Regions from separate parts of the Mus musculus genome. Here all the other regions are linked to region 1. Evidence: chromatin contacts called from ENCODE Hi-C or POLR2A ChIA-PET data. All regions are on one chromosome and are shown on one strand. Each heading gives the region's core, a stretch centred on a gene start or an enhancer-like site at or near the end of the contact. The rest is flanking DNA. Distances are from core to core; before and after follow the strand shown. Region 1 holds the start of Zfp3 (zinc finger protein 3). Region 2 holds the start of Rnf167 (ring finger protein 167). Region 3 holds the start of Spag7 (sperm associated antigen 7).

Region 1 (3,172 bases), core at 455-2,954:
TCAGAATGAATACTTCCTACGGCTCACAAAGCTCTCCTAATCGTGGCCGTTTCCTTTCCCCACATCCTACCTCACAGTCTTCAACAACAACCGGCAGCTGCAGGTGTGCTCAGTGTCCTGCAGGCCAAACACTGTCCATTCTTTAAAGTTTCTCTGCCTTCGGAAACAAATCATTCTCACTTCCTGGACTTAGCAAACATCTTCGCGATGCAGCTGATATGGACAGTCCCCTCCATCCTCTTTCTGATCTGCAGGCCCCAACAAGCGTTACTTCTTCATGCAGACATCATGCCACCGCATTATGCATTTGCTTTTCTCTAGGGCAGCGGTTCTCAACCTTCCTAGTGCCACTTCAACCCCATAGTACACACGTTGTGGTGACCTCCGACCATAAAATTATTTTCATTGCGTCTTCATAATTATAATTTTGCCATTACGAGTGGTAGTGTATATATTGTAAAGGGGATATTCAAGTCTCAGAGGGGTTGCACCTCACAGGCTGAGCACCACTGTTCTACAATGTGACCAAGGATGACATTCTACTCATCTTGTTAACCTCAGTGCTTAGCACATTTCTGATACCTGGAAAACATTAAGTGAGGTTTCTGAGCTATCTGGGTGAATGTCTGCAGTTGTTTTAAAGGTTAATTGAAGATTCCATTCACCATTGTCCCTAAAGAGACCAGAGCAGTGTCTGACAGATAACTGGTATCAACGTTTTATAAAAATAAGTTCTTAGCCGAGCACGATGACCCACACCTTTAATATCAGCACATGGAAGACAGAAGCAGATGGATCTCTGAAAGTCTTAAGTCAACCTGATCTACCTAGTGAGTTCAAGACTAGCCAGAGATATGTAGGGAGACCCTATCTCAAAAAAAAAAAAAAAAGTCAAACTAAGGCAACAACAAGAAAAGTTCTTTCTCCCAAGACACTATTTATCTTCCTCCTTTGGTATCCAGGATCAAGGGAACTCTGTCAATTCTGTGCTCAATTCAGTCTCATTTATGATTATTATTATTATTCTTAACTATGTGTAGTTGTGTGTTGCTACAGAGTTATAGATGTGTGTGCACATGAGTTACAGATGATACGAGGCGCCTGATTTGAGTTCTGGGAACCAAACTAGGGTCTTCTGGAAGAGCAGCAAGAACTACTGTGTCTTCTCTTTAGTCCCAATTCTATCATCTTTCTTTAACCTTAGTAAGCCAATGTCCTGCCTGCCAGCACAGGTCACAACATGCCACGGGGCCCCCAATTTTTGCCTGCTATTCGTTCTAGCAGTATACTTAGAGAATGAAATGAGAGAGAGAGAGAGAGAGAAGAAAAATAGGCATAGGTCTTTGGCATGCCCGTGTCGGAGCCTGCTTCTCCAGTTTCCCTGGCTGACAAGGCCTGCAAGCAGAATTAGGATCGGGCCCCTGACAGTGCCCAGGCTCCACCCTCTCCGTGTGCAAATGAGTAGGAGCCCCCGATGCCATAAAGTCCAAGGTCACACAGCAAACCCGAGTCAGGGGCGGGCCTACAGTCAGAACTCCAGCTCCAGGCCGGGAGCCCCGCGCCCTCCTCCCCCGGGCACGACGGAACCAGAGAGGCCTCACCGCTGGCGGATGCCGCCCACGCTCCCTCCGCCGGGCCCGAGGCGCTGCACCGCGGCGCGCACAGAACCGCAGCTGTTGTCTGGTGTCACGGGCGACCCACGCCGGCCACTTCCGGTACCGGGCGCACTGCGGCCAATCCGCGCGAGCCGCACTCGCGGGAGGAACAGGTGGCCAGCGAGCCCACGCCCCCATGCCCGTCTCAGCTTTCCCGTCTGCCGTTCTCGCCCACATTCACCCCATCTTCGCCCGGTCGGACAGGGCCGGTCGGCTAGCTGGAATGTCCCATGCACCTCGCGAAACCCACTGTGTCCCTTGACCACTGACGCGCAGGGTCCTCCCGGTTTCCTAGACGGGCCCCGGGGATGCACTTCCGCCCCGCAGCAGCCGCTCTGCGCGCCCCTGACGTTTCCGTGGGCTGGAAAACTCGAAACTCCGCCACGCTTCCCGCGGGGACGTGTCGAGCAGCCGCGTTTGTGCCTCACCTCCCGCTTTCCAAGAGTCTGTCAACTCCGGTTCCTAGATTTAGGGTGCGCCTGTCATCTTCTAGGAGCGAGGGGGGAGGGGAGGCCTGCTTTGAGGTCAGGAAGGCTTCAGGGAGTGATGCTTTGACAAAAAACTCAAGGTTGAGTGTGATTTCCGTTTTCCGCAGGCAATGGGAACTGCACTATTTGCTGGCCTTTCTCTCTTCTTGAATAAATTTGGTCTTTTAGCACAGCACGTATGTGACTATGAATGTGGTGATCCTCCTGCCTCAGCCTTCCAACTGCTGAAGTGAGCAACCAAGCCCAGTGAAGTAGATCTCTGTGTGGGGGAGGGAGAGGTTGAGGCAGTTAGGACTGGCCTTGAATTAATTATGCTCAGTGGTGGCCCTGGCTTGACTAATCACATTATCCCCTTCCTTCTGACTGGTCCAGAGGTGAACATTAGATACAAATAAGACTGAACAGTCCTTCCTTCCAGTTGCTATCTGGGAAGGTGGTGCAGTTTGAAGCAACATTTGTAAGGAATCAGGTCTTTTCTGAAGCCATGGTCTTTGTAATAGACCTAAACAAGGAGATCTGAACCGAGAAAAGGCAAAGGAGGCTGGGGGTGTGGCTTAGAGGTCGAGCACTTGCCTGGAATGTGCTAGGTAGGCCCTAAATTCAACCCCTAGTACTGTTAAACAAAATAAATAAATGAAATAAAAACAAGACATTTGAAGAAAAGGCAGGGGGGGTAACTAGTTTTGAGTAACTAGTTCTGAGGTAAGGGCTGGGGAGATGACTCATGGAGTTAAAGCACTTGCCATGCAGTGGAAGGACCTGAGTTCGAATCCCCAGAGCCCATGAGCAACTGTAATCCCGATGCTCCAAAATATAACAGTGCAGAATACACATGACTATTCCCAAAGGGAGAGATGGGGGCACAGGGAGGGAATAACTAAACCTGAGCAAGAAAACACCAACTTCTCTAGTTCTGTTTCTGGTATAAAGAAAGACGTGGACTGTTCTGCCCCTCCAGCTTCTACAAGATGCAGCTCTCTGTACCTCGTTCTCTTCTCTATCCTCCCACCCCCACCCCACTCCCTAACA
Region 2 (3,172 bases), core at 176-2,675, 120 kb after region 1:
CCCATAAAAAGCTGTCCATGGCCATCTATACAAACAGTAAGTTGCTCCAGAGACTGCTGATAAGCACCTGCTTTTTATCTTAGCCCACTCTCAGACTCCCTCTTAAACTTGGGAGTTCTAGGGGTTGTAGATGGTTCAGTGCTTAAGCGCACTGGCTGTTCTTCCAGAGAACCGGAGTTCAGTTCCTAGCATCCATGTAGCAGCTCACAACTGACTGTAACTCCAGTTCCAGGGGATCTGACACTCTCACACCTATGCATATAAAATAAAAAATGTTAAGTTCTAGAGGTGGGCACTATCTATTATCTCTGGATTCTGGACTCTGCGCGCTGGACATGATCATGCACTTAGGTTTTTCTGGATTGGGGACACTTTTTTTTTTTTGCTGGAGATTCAACCTAGAATCTCACTCATACTAGAAAAAGCACCCTATCATTGAACTATCCGCAGTCCACTGCATTCCGCTGCTAACTCCACTACTTCCTACCTCCTGAGCACGGCCACTTCGCCCCTACCCAGGATCCATATAGGGAAATGGGGAAAACATCACCTGCAGTCCCTCGTCGCTCAGAGTGGCCCCAAACAGAGCTGGAAGGTCTGCAAAGTCCATGCTGGCATTGTGCTCCGAAGTCTGCAGACGGAACACTACGTGTTTCAGTCTGAACCCCATTCTCAGCACCCTGTCCCCGTCCGACCCTCAGACTCACCGCTCGAATCAGCCCTCGGACAGGGGCTGCTCCCCACAGTACAGTAGCCACGACAACAGGAAGCGGGAAGGCCGCAGGGTGCATGGCAGCGGGAGGGGTAAAGCTGCGAAGGTCGCGTTCTGATCGCAGGAGCAGAAGCCGAGTCCTGCGCCCTCCTCTGCCTCTCCTTCAGGATCCCAGGGGTCCAACCACCCCTAGGTCCCACTTCTCAGCTACATGGGGGCGTCGGGGAAGGAACTCCGATTCAGGGAGTGAGCTATCAAACCAGCTTAGCGGAGCTGGTAGGGGAGACAATGTATCTTTCTCTAGTACAGAAATAGGACAGAATAGGAGCGAAGGCAAACAGGTAACAACAACAACAAAAAAACTTCCGGAAGGGTAGGAGAAACCTCAAAGAGGTGGGACTTCCGGCCAGGTAGACTGTCTTCCTATGCCCCTGGAAAAGGGTTTCCGGTAAGAAAGGCCAATTCCAGTATTGGACGCTCAGGACGGAGGACTTCCGGTCCCGAGAGGCCGGTTGAAAGAAATGTTTGACATGTAGAAGGAGCCTGCGGAGATGGAGGGAGCTTCGATGCTCAGGAGACGATCTAGTTTTTTTCCCTCAGTCCCTGAGATCCTGGAGCTGCCCTGTTTACAAACCTCTCCTTCGTCTGGCCGCCACGGTACGTTCAAAGTATCGCGAGAGTGCTTGCCACCACCCTCCCTCCACCCCCCCACCCCCTTTCGCCGCTGAAATATATCGCGAGAGGCCTCATAGCCCGAACTCGGCTGATTCACTTGCTCTCGCGAGGTTTTCAAACAAGCTTTTTTTTTTTTTTTTTCCCCGCGATTCCAATTCCGGAGGGGCGGGAATTTAGGGTAGCTTCCTAAATCGGCCACGCCCCTTCATCGTGCATCTTAGCCCCGCCTTATTCCCCGGCTGCCTTTGCGCTCCGAGCCTGCGCCCGCCCCAGCTTCCAGCTGGAGCCAGATTTGCCTGTCGGAGGGGCGTGCGCGCGCGCGCCCTCACCCTGTTGCGCGCTGGTGTCACCTTGGGCGCGAGCGGGGCTGTACGTGCACGGGACCCAAAGCCGAGGGCCATCAAGGGGCGATGGCGGCGACGGCGAGTCCTGGGGCTGGCCGGATGGACGGGAAACCCCGTACCTCCCCTAAGTCTGTCAAGTTCCTGTTTGGGGGCCTGGCTGGGTAAGCTCAGGCCCCAGTGATGGGGGAAAAGGAGGAAGGGACGGGAGCAAGCACCTGGGCCCAGTGTAACTTGGGGTGTGTTGCAGTAAATTGAGCCGGTGCAGGGTCCCTGATGGGTTGCCAGGATCTATTCATCCTTTGCAGGGACCCAACTGTGCTGCATTCAAGGATCTTTACCCTGTGTTTCCACCACCTTTGCTTCGTTGTGCCTGTTTGGGTGGTGGGTATAGGTCATTAAAGGCTTTGTTATAGGACTGCTTGGAGTCTTAGGATGGGGACGCCCTCTCCACCTTTCTTTAGATCGCCTGTAGTCCTAATTCTGCTTGAACCCTAAAGAACTGCCTGAGGCTTTTTGATTTGCATGCCCCTTACTGGGCAACTGGACTCTTTTGCTGGCACGTTGCCCTTGATGCACACACTTAACACACATGCCCACCAGCCTCCTGAATCCTTAGTGGCCCTGACCTTTGTAACTTCTTGCCAGGTTGCAGTAGAGCTGGAACCACTGACCTCTGATTCCCTTTCCTGCCTCACTTCAGGATGGGTGCTACAGTCTTTGTGCAGCCCCTGGACCTGGTGAAGAACCGGATGCAGTTGAGTGGTGAAGGGGCCAAGACTCGAGAGTACAAAACCAGTTTCCATGCCCTCACCAGCATCCTGAAGACAGAAGGCCTGAAGGGCATTTACACTGGGTACTGTGGCCTCAAGTTGGGGAGGGAAGTTGTTGGTTGGCAGGTCCAGACCTTGGCCTGATGTGCTGACATTTCTACTCTTCAGGCTGTCAGCTGGTCTACTGCGCCAGGCCACCTACACCACTACTCGCCTTGGAATATATACTGTGTTGTTTGAGCGCCTGACTGGGGCTGATGGTACACCCCCTGGCTTTCTTCTGAAAGCCCTGATTGGCATGACTGCAGGTGCAACTGGTGCATTTGTGGGAACGCCAGCTGAGGTGGCTCTCATCAGGATGACTGCTGATGGTCGGTGAGTTCCGTTTCTGAGCTTAACTCCAGCCCCATTCCTGGACTCTAGGATGGTGTTGTTAGTCTATATCTACATCAGGGCACTTACCTATTCAGGCTTCCCTTTCTTTGTTCCATGGACCCTGGTCTGTCCTGATCTTGGCCTTTCCCTGCCTTTCCCCCAGGCTTCCAGCTGACCAGCGCCGTGGCTACAAAAATGTGTTTAATGCCCTAGTTAGGATTGCCAGGGAAGAAGGAGTCCCCACACTGTGGCGGGTGAGTGCGAGGGTTGGAGTCTTGGGCCATGCTGGGTTAGAT
Region 3 (3,172 bases), core at 480-2,979, 95 kb after region 1:
GGTGGTCCAGAGTCTACTAGGTGGGCCTTGAGAGGCTCAGACGGGGCCTCATTCTCTTCCTTTAGGGTCGGAGGCTGAAGGAGCAGCAGGAGGTAGCCGCAGCGGTGATCCAACGTTGTTATCGGAAGTACAAGCAGGTTAGAGCATTTTCTCAAAAGTATACCAACACGCGTCCACCTAACCTATCTATCTCTGTGCTATGAGAGCCCTAACGTCCCCTCTCTTTCCACAAGCTGACCTGGATTGCACTTAAGGTATTAGGCATGAGATCTGGGTGTGAGTAGTCTGATTCAGCCGTGGGTGGGTCAGAGAACGGGCTCTACATCAGCCTAATTGAAGGGTGACCTTCAGAGGTTTGGATTTCTGTCTCTCCATTTCAGCTCCTGTCCCCCCTCTCCTTCCCTGCAGTTTGCACTCTATAAGAAAATGACTCAGGCGGCCATCCTGATTCAGAGCAAGTTCCGAAGCTACTATGAACAGAAGCGGTTTCAGCAGAGCCGCCGAGCAGCGGTGCTTATCCAGCAGCACTACCGCTCCTACCGCCGCAGGCCGGGGCCTCCTCACCGGCCCTCAGGCCCCCTTCCTGCTCGAAACAAGTAGGGACCACCCCTTCCTGCCCCTATACAGCCCTCAGTTTACCTCTTTGTTAATGCCCACTACCTCTATCGGCCCTCCAGCCTTTCCCTACAATGGTCTTAAAGTGGGGACTCTTCTTTCCCACCAGGGGCACCTTTCTCACCAAGAAGCAAGACCAGGCAGCCCGGAAAATAATGAGGTTCCTGCGGCGCTGCCGACACAGGTTCTAACCCCATCCTTACCTCTCTGCCCTGACACCTTTTCTGATCCATCAGTCTCCTCTGACTTGGCTCTGTCTCTCCGCAGAATGAGGGAACTGAAGCAGAACCAGGAGCTGGAGGGGCTGCCCCAGCCAGGACTGGCCACCTGACCTCTCCAACGCCTTTCTTCAAAACCCTGGGAGCCCCTTCTGGCTGTCTAAACAAGGAGAGGGCTTTCGGGACTAGGGGAGCCCCCTGTCGGCAGCTCTTCACCCCTTCACCTTTTTGGGAGCCCTTCGTAGAACCCCCGCCCCCAGGCCTTACACGTTTCCTCCCTTCTGGTTGTGCCTCCTCTTTTGGTCTCCGGCTCCAGAAGACCCACGCCCCACATATCTGCATCTTCAGCTGTGACCTCCGGAGCCCTGCCTGCACCTTCTCCATATCCCCGTTCCTGCCTGCACCTGACTCGGACCTTCCTGACTTGCCTTATTTATTTGTTCGAGAGTCTCTGATGAATGTATCCGCCTCGGTCCCCACCGCTGCCTTCGCTGCGCGCGCCCTCGTGTTTCAGGGGTGACTGCCCCCACCTTGACTCCGCATGTTTGCGTCTGTTTCCTCCTTTCCTGGCCCTGTCTTCCCCATCACCCTGACTCTCTGGTCGCCCACGTAGGGGCCAAAGAGGAGGGGGTGTACATAGGATCGCGAGGCGGAGTCCCGCTCCCGTGGGGAGGGGTGTGTACATAACTGTAACATACAGAGTATAGTGAAGAATCTATTTAAGGCGCTGCGCGGCCGGGCGTCTGATTCCCTGGCGCGGCGGGAGCCCCCGGCTGGCTCCACGAGCACTTTCTACTTGTGCATGGGCTTGGTTTATACGAATTGCCATTAAACGTCTCTGCACCAGCTAGCCTCCGGCCTCTCTCTGCTGGGGGCGGGGTAGGAAGGTCGCCACGCAAGTCGCCGGCCTCATCTCGCTGCCTTAAGCGGGGCGGAGCAGCGCGGTTTTTCGCTTCCGACGTGTTTCCGGCCTTAAAGGCATTTCGTCCTTCCCTTTAAGACGCACCGCCCCCTCTCACTCATTCCCAAGATGGCGGACCTACTGGGCTCCATCCTGAGCTCCATGGAGAAACCACCCAGCCTCGGTGACCAGGAGAGTCGGCGCAAGGCCCGAGGTGAGGATCCCAGATTCACAACCGCGTATCTTCGCCCGATTCTTGGGACCACACTCTTCCCTCTTTGAATAATGCCACCTCCTACCCTAACAGACCCCCCACAGGCCACTTCTGAGACCCTCAGAGTCCCTAAAAGGCCTGTCGGCCCGCCCGCTGTCTTTTGCAAACAATGATTGGCTACCTCAGCCTGCCTTCTACCTCCAGTCTCTTCTTCCTATCCTCGCCTTTTACAGTCCTTGTTTGCGATTGGTCAACGGGCCTGCCTGTCTGCTGTTGGTGAGCTCTGATTAGTAGGATGCCTTTCTTCCGATTGGAGGATGTCGTATCCATCGCCTCGGTCCCGCGAATCTCCAGTTCTATTACGATTGAGTTTAGGGCACGCCCATCCACCCGTCTGTTCCCCTCTATTGGCTAGCTCAGCCAAAAGCTCTACCTTTAAAGTGTTACCTTTTCTGACCGACCTCAGCCTCAGCTCCTCCCATTGGTTGGCTGGATCCTCCTATCTTTATGCCCCTTCTTGAGTTGACCCAGTCCCTCATACCTTCCACCGCCCTTTCCTAACTATAGCCTTAAATTCCTGTGCTGCCCAACTAGATCGTGATGTTGATTGGAGAGATGAGAATGCCCCGCAGGCTCCGATTCGCCATCTCTCCTTCCCAGCCCCCGCGCTGAGTAGCTAACCAGAAAGCTCGCTGGGGTTTGGCAGCCAGGGTAGGGTGCGGCCCGAAGTGGCCTGCCCTGTATTGGCTTGGAGCGCATGTGAAGGACTTTATAGAAAGGATAGCCTTAGGTGCATCCAGCTCCCAACCACGTGAGCCTTGGTCGTGGATAAGTCTCCTACCCGCACCTACTACCCATCTGCTCAAAGGAGGCAAGACAGGATGCTTTCAGAATGTTCAAAGACTGTTAAATATCTGTACTCCCTTATTTACAAAACTTGTGAAGCCAAAGATGCTCATCAAGGAGATTATAGACCATGTCTGGGACGTTTATTAATGATCATACGGAATTTTAATAACCAATTAATATACATGTGTAGGAAAGATTAATTGGGAGTCCCAGGCTTGTCTGAAATGAGCCGAGCAACAAAGAATAGGTAACTCAGTAAAGGGAGTGCAGTCTGTTCGAAAGCTATGGGAAAGCAGAGCTTAATAGGAAACAGGAGTTAGAGTTACTTAATGTTCAGCTGAGTAATAGGTGTGCTCCCATCAGCCGTCAGAATAG

The links. A loop is a pair of places that touch in the nucleus more often than their neighbours do. ChIA-PET counts read pairs that join two places held with the same protein, here RNA polymerase II (POLR2A).
Region 2: POLR2A ChIA-PET joins it to region 1 with 17 read pairs in Patski. The contact joins the promoter of Rnf167 here to the promoter of Zfp3 in region 1. A Hi-C loop is called at or near these places in 11 of 37 maps with a recorded cell type or tissue (CH12.LX, Patski, heart and 5 more). POLR2A ChIA-PET finds 5 or more read pairs at or near these places in 2 of 5 experiments (Patski and embryonic stem cell).
Region 3: POLR2A ChIA-PET joins it to region 1 with 30 read pairs in Patski. The contact joins the promoter of Spag7 here to the promoter of Zfp3 in region 1. A Hi-C loop is called at or near these places in 2 of 37 maps with a recorded cell type or tissue (mouse trophoblast stem cell and v-Abl transformed pro-B cells). POLR2A ChIA-PET finds 5 or more read pairs at or near these places in 4 of 5 experiments (Patski and embryonic stem cell).

Annotation. Positions count from the first base shown.
Region 1 is chr11:70,762,979-70,766,150 of GRCm38, reverse strand. Zfp3 (zinc finger protein 3) reads right to left here and starts at 1,704. Exons shown (of 2, transcript NM_177565.3): 1 at 1,602-1,704.
Region 2 is chr11:70,645,488-70,648,659 of GRCm38, reverse strand. Rnf167 (ring finger protein 167) reads right to left here and starts at 1,425. Exons shown (of 9, transcript NM_027445.3): 1 at 708-1,425; 2 at 551-631. The coding sequence starts at 791. It overlaps Slc25a11 (solute carrier family 25 (mitochondrial carrier oxoglutarate carrier), member 11), which reads left to right and starts at 1,621. Exons shown (of 8, transcript NM_024211.3): 1 at 1,621-1,892; 2 at 2,432-2,584; 3 at 2,670-2,876; 4 at 3,040-3,130. The coding sequence starts at 1,798.
Region 3 is chr11:70,667,973-70,671,144 of GRCm38, reverse strand. It overlaps Spag7 (sperm associated antigen 7), which reads left to right and starts at 1,729. Exons shown (of 7, transcript NM_172561.3): 1 at 1,729-1,948. The coding sequence starts at 1,864. It overlaps Camta2 (calmodulin binding transcription activator 2), which reads left to right. Exons shown (of 23, transcript NM_001190376.1): 19 at 66-137; 20 at 234-254; 21 at 409-596; 22 at 725-799; 23 at 883-1,682. The coding sequence ends at 946.